Regions from separate parts of the Homo sapiens genome. Here region 1 is linked to region 2. The links are chromatin loops, found by intact Hi-C in ENCODE. Cell type or tissue: endothelial cell of umbilical vein. All regions are shown on one strand. Links, peaks and the distances in the headings refer to the core of each region. The heading gives the core; the rest is flanking DNA. Region 1 overlaps ABL1 (ABL proto-oncogene 1, non-receptor tyrosine kinase). Region 2 has its middle 70 kb from the start of ABL1.

Region 1 (2,803 bases), core at 29-2,528, 82 kb after region 2:
TTCCCTTCCCTGACTGTTCGCCAGCGTCTGGCACAGCACCAGCAGCCCCTGGAAGTCTAGGCCAGATATGCCATGTCCGAGAATCTTTTGTAAACATTTTTCATCAGTGACTCACAGCTTTGAGAAAGGATTATTTTTATATAAAACGATCTTTCAATTTTACTTTAAAGACCCAAACCATTTTCTTAGAATACTGTCTAAACAAGTTAATCATGCACAGATCCAGTGAATTCTGTGGCCTGGTTCTTATAAAATTTCCAAATAATTTTATACTGTCATAGACAGAGCCAGAGCTTTTTAGAGGTTTGAGGCATTTTTTAGATGTATTACTGTTCTCGGTGCTCAACTAGCTAATTAGTGATTTTTTCTGAGTTTAGTTGGTGAGTGGAAACCTTTTTGTTAACATTATGACAAAATAACAATATGGTTTTAAGTGGAGTGAGAGGCACTTTTGAAGATCCAGATCTTAGATCCAGATCTTAAATCTGTTTAAAGTATGACTCAGAAAGGAGGCTGCAGAAAATGTTCACTAAAAAAATTTAAGAATAATAGCAGATGCTAAAATTTATTTCCCAAGACAATAGCCAAAAAGATCTGCTGGAAGAACAGAAGAAGGGAACTAGTTGGGGCATCTTTTTTTTTTGAATGAAGCCTTCAGCCTTCTTTAGGGGAATCTTGCTTCCTGACAGAGGGACCGGTGGAAAGTTTGTGTCTTAAGCAAGAAAGATTTAAGTACATTCTGCAACTTTGGCCTTGTAAGCTGTGATCATTTTTAAGGTTGACGAGCATAGTTCACTATGAAATGAAGCAAGTAACTTGGCATTTATACATTGTGAGTCAATTTTGACATCAGCCTGGATTGGGAATTGACTGGAAGGTTTTGGTGTTGGACTGTGGCTACACTTCAGTGTCTCGGTCCAGAGGCATGCATGAGCAATACTTCCCTTTGGGCTTTAGCCATTAATTTGTGGAATAGAGCAAGAACTGGAGAGGAAAGTCGAGAGACTGCCTTGGATCGCCTGACGTCCTGTTGAATCAAAAAGCAGTGGGAGGCCCTTTCCTTCCTAACAAAGGCCTCATCCTCTTGCATAACATTCCCAGCATCTGTCGACATGTTCGGGACCATCCCACTTTAACCCACACTTCAAGTGGATGGCCACCTCTGGGCGGGGATCTGCATTCTGCTTATTCCAGGTGTTTTCCAGGCCACTTCCCCGATTATGTAACTTTGATCAAATCCAGATGCGGCAGAATGTTTGATAGAAGAGGTCAAATGGCATTTGAGAAGAAAAGCATTTCTGTATTCATGACTTTGGTTTAATTTCCTGTGTGGGCCTGGTCTGCCAAAGTTGTATGCTCATGGCCACGAGGTTGACGCACCAGAGGGAGGCACTCAAGTGCCTTTTCAGGACAGCCTGAAGGAAGCCTCCCTCCCCAGCATGCTTTTTCATGTTAAATTATCAATTATGTAAGTTTAGGGCCAGGCGCGGTGGCTCCTGCCTGTAATCCCAGCACTTTGGGAGGCTGAGGTGAGTAGATCACTTGAGACCAGGAGTTCAAGACCAGCCTGGCCAACATGGCAAAACCCCGTCTCTACTGAAAATGAAAAAAAAAAAAAAAAAAAAAACTTAGCCAGGCGCAGTGGCTCACATCTGTAATCCCAGCTACTCAGGAGGCTGAGGCAGGAGAATCACGTGAACCTGGGAGCTGGAGGTTGCAGTGAGCCTAGATCGCACCACTGCACTTCAGCCTGGGCGATGGAGTGAGACTCCAACTCAAAAAAAAAAAAAAAAAAATTTCAATTGGCTTCTATTAAAGCTTTTTTATGTTTGTCATTGTTTTCTAGTAATAACAACAATCCACATTTTTTGTGAGAAATATACCATAATATAGAGAAGTATAAAGAAAATGTAAGGCCAGACACGGTGGCTCACGCCGATAATCCCAGCACTTTGGGAGGCTGAGGCAGGCTTATCACCTGAGGTCAGGAGTTCGAAACCAGCCTGGCCAACATGGTGAAACCCCATCTCTACTAAAAATACAAAAAAAGTAGCCGAGTGTGGTGGCGGGCACCTGTAATCCCAGCTACTCAGGAGGCTGAGGCAGGAGAATTGCTTGAACCCGGAAGGTGAAGGTTGCAGTGAGCAGAGATCACGCCATTGCACTCCAGCCTGAGTGTCAAGAACGAGACTCCGTCTCGAGAAAAAAAAAAAAGAAAAGTAAATTTAAAGCACTTAAAATCCCACCACCCTGAGTTAACTACTGTTCACAGTTTGGTGAAATTCCTCCTCGTCTTCTATTTTTTCATAGTTGGGACCATGCCTATATACTGGAATGTAATATAAACACTTAATATATTATTGCGAGTATATTCTCAAACTTAAATATTTTTTCCAAAAATATTTTGAGTGGCTTTTAAAATATATCCTATTTTATGCATGCAGCATAAACTAACTTATCCTGTGTTGATAGATATTTTGTACTTGCCCTTTTCTGTGCTGTTGTTTAAAATTAGTGTATAGAAATAATTGTGTTGATCACTTAGGATAAATTCCTAGAGGTAAATCAGATATTAAATTCTTTATAGACTTCTGGTTCATATTCCAGTTGCCCTCAATTTATACACCTACTACTAGCATTGTATGAGAGTGCCCGTTTCTCTGAAATCTTACCCACACTGGCTGTCAGCGTCAAAAAGATGTATCTGCAGATTTGGCAAGGAATTTGCATTTCAGTGATTATTATCAAGCGTTCACACACTTTCCATGTTTAATGGTAATTTTTTTTGTTTTTTTTTGAGACG
Region 2 (2,803 bases), core at 237-2,736:
TGGAGTGCGTTTCTTCTGTGAAGTGAGGTTTGTGTGTAGGAGGCATCTGTCCAGAGCTTTTCAAGTTTTATTTCATTATTGCTGGAGGGAACTAGCTCTGGTCCTGTTGGTTGGGACTGAACTGTATTGCTGACCCTTTCCCATGTTCAAAGTTCCCGCTTCCATTGGGGGACTGTGCTTTGTGCTTCTTCTTGTAACAATGTGTTTAGCTTATTTAGCAGCATCAGATTCTCCTTCTGATATATGCATTCGATAAACCTGGACACCTGTGCAGATTTCTTTTTCGTGGTGGCACTGTGTTTTCTTTTGCTTGTTATGCGTAAGGTCAGATATGTTGTGTTTTGGGTCCCTGACACCTTGGGCTTGGATGAATAATGTCACTTAAGAGGAGGCAAGTAAAAGGCCAGGCACAGTGGCTCATGCCTGTAATCCCAGCACTTTGGGAGGCCAGGGCAGGTGGATCACGAGGTCAGGAGTTCGAGATCAGCCTGGCTAACATGGTGAAACCCTGTCTCTACTAAAAATACAAAAATTAGCTGGGCGTGGTGGCGCATGCCTGTAATCCCAGCTAATTGGGAGGCTGAGGTGGGAGAATCACTTGAACCTGGGAGGTGGAGGTTGCAGTGAGCCAAGATTGTGCCACTGTACTCCAGTCTGGGTGACAGAGCAAGACTGTCTCAAAAAAAAAAAAAAAGAGGATACAAGGGATACAAGTAGAATTTGTAGTGTGCTGATTAACCAAAGACAAGTTCCTCCACCCTTTTCTTTTTGGCCAGAGTTGATCATTTTCAGAATTCATCATTTTGTCAAGATGATTTTTTTGTTGTTAAATATGAATAATTTGCTTTCCTCTGGACTTCTAAGGCTTCCTGAAATTACATGCAAACATTTGTGCAGTCTCATGTTTGGTTATTGGTTTTTGGGTTTGCTATTTTTGGGCGAGGAGGTCCATATCCTTCATCAGCTTCTCAAGGGGTTTTTTCAGAGGTACAAGGGGAGGCTTTGGTTTGGTTATGACAGTGCTACAGCCAGCAACCCGGGGGCCACCTGGGTGCTGCTCCCCCACTTCAAAACGTGTAGCTAGCAGGATGGAAATCCTGTCTACATGGAAATCCTTGTGGTGTTGGATAGGCCATGATTCATTTCCCTAAGCCTCAAATGCTTCTATTGTTTGTAGTTTTTCTCCCAGAATCTTCATGATCCATTTTTGTACATTCTTATGGCCTTACGATAAATTCCTAGAAGTGGAATTTCTACATCAAAAGAATAGAAACTTTTAAAGGTTTTTGATACATATTGCCAGTTGCCCTTCTGGAAGGTCTACTGGGTACGTCAGTGTACCTGAGTGTTAACAGTGACGGATCAGTATTCATTTCTCTTATAAGGAAGGAAATGAAAGTCATTTGGTAACGTAGAGGCACAATTAGACCTGACAGCCTTTGTGTTTCTCTTCTGTTCTTTAGGCCCCCCAGTTCCCTTTGCTGCTTTCTTCTTTATGCCACAGATTTAATGCTTGAACACATATTGAAATTTTGGAAAGTTACTGTGAATCTAATGGGGCATAATAGGCAGGTTTTCTTAATCCTGGCAATGACCAAACTAATCACTTGTCTGTGGTGGCTTGGTGGAAAAACGGTTTGTCAGCAGAATTTGGTAAAGAAGCAGTCACAAGGACAGGGTGTTGGTCTCATATTTGAGTGCTTCCCTGAGGAAAGAAAAGATAAAGGGAAGAATTGGGTGAATTCATCAGACTGTATTTGGCAGATGGAGATGAAGTGGGTGCAGGTCATCGCCCACGACCTGTTTCCCAGGCTTGCAGAGAAACTGCTGCTCAGGAGCTTGTGACTGTGAGGGCCCCGGGCCGTGGCATGCGTTGGTGCGCTCTCAAGAATGCGGCCATGGCACTCACAGACACATACCAAGAAGCCTCGGCCCCCAGTGCCCCCGCCAGCCTGCTCAGGGGCATGCGGATGACTGGAGCCTGGAAGGCGGGTCTTGCTGGGCAGGACAGATGCCTTACTGTCAGGACAGATGCCTTACTGTAGGCCCAGGAAGAGATCCATGACCGCAGACAGACTTCTGCGTAGGGCCCTGAGGAAAGAGTGGTAAACATGCAGTGAAGGGCGGCCCCACCACTGGTGGCTTCTGACAGGGAGCTGGAGGGTGCAGGTACTGGATGTGTCTCATTGGGATACAAATGAGTGTGCCCCGTGGTTAGGAAGATGAGGAAGTGTAGGCACTTGCAGGGGCCTTTTCTTTTGACTTAGTGAGTTCCCACCAAACCTGGCCTTGTCTGTTTTTGATGCCTTAGGACTTGGGGACAAGGCCACAGCCTGTGACCCCAGCATCATCTCCCCCCAGGGCCTTGCCACCCTCTAGCTTTCATCCTTGCCTCCTCCTCTGCCCTCTCTTTCTTGTCCGATACAGTCACAAGTGCCTAGAATAAACCTCACACCACCCACTGCTCTGCTGTCAGGGCTACCACCCCGGCCCCACCCTGCCTTGCCCCGGCTCTGATCTCAAAGACTTCCCAGCCTCCTGTTGCCATCTGGGTCTGTCCTCCTCCTGCTAGCAGAGAGACCCTCCCTTAGAAACTTACATCAGATCTTTTCACTACCCAGTTTCCTGTCCCTCGATGGGTACCCATCTCAGTTAGAGTAATGTTCAGCTTCTCTCCACAGCCTGCGTGGTCTGGGCCTGGTTTCCCTCTCGAATTTCCCTCCTGTCACTCCCTTTGTTTACTGCCAGTGCTTTTTCCTCTTAGGGTTCCCTGGGCCCTGCCCTTCACTCAGCTTCTGGTGCC

What was found. Hi-C counts contacts between places; a loop is a spot of excess contacts. Peaks named below come from ENCODE experiments on the same cell type or tissue, not always from the same donor. Only the 100,000 strongest peaks of a DNase experiment are listed, where the experiment ranks them.
Region 1: it touches region 2 in a loop (3-fold over the local background); 14 of 110 quality-filtered maps call a loop at or near these places.

Annotation. Positions count from the first base shown.
Region 1 is chr9:130,846,741-130,849,543 of GRCh38, forward strand. All of the region lies in intron 1 of ABL1 (ABL proto-oncogene 1, non-receptor tyrosine kinase), which reads left to right. Among named protein-coding and RNA genes, the nearest start is that of ABL1, 13 kb to the left of the region's middle. RefSeq lists an enhancer at 708-1,330 and a silencer at 922-1,216. In endothelial cell of umbilical vein, for the core only: a CTCF peak has its summit at 1,377 (motif pointing right); a DNase peak (open chromatin) is centred at 981; H3K27ac peaks cover 1,863 bases.
Region 2 is chr9:130,764,275-130,767,077 of GRCh38, forward strand. It overlaps a transcript of ABL1 not described here. Among named protein-coding and RNA genes, the nearest start is that of ABL1, 70 kb to the right of the region's middle. RefSeq lists a silencer at 1,286-1,335 and enhancers at 2,150-2,319, 2,350-2,409, 2,620-2,679, 2,690-2,739. In endothelial cell of umbilical vein, for the core only: no CTCF peak of the experiment used is centred there; a DNase peak (open chromatin) is centred at 1,177; H3K27ac peaks cover 2,500 bases.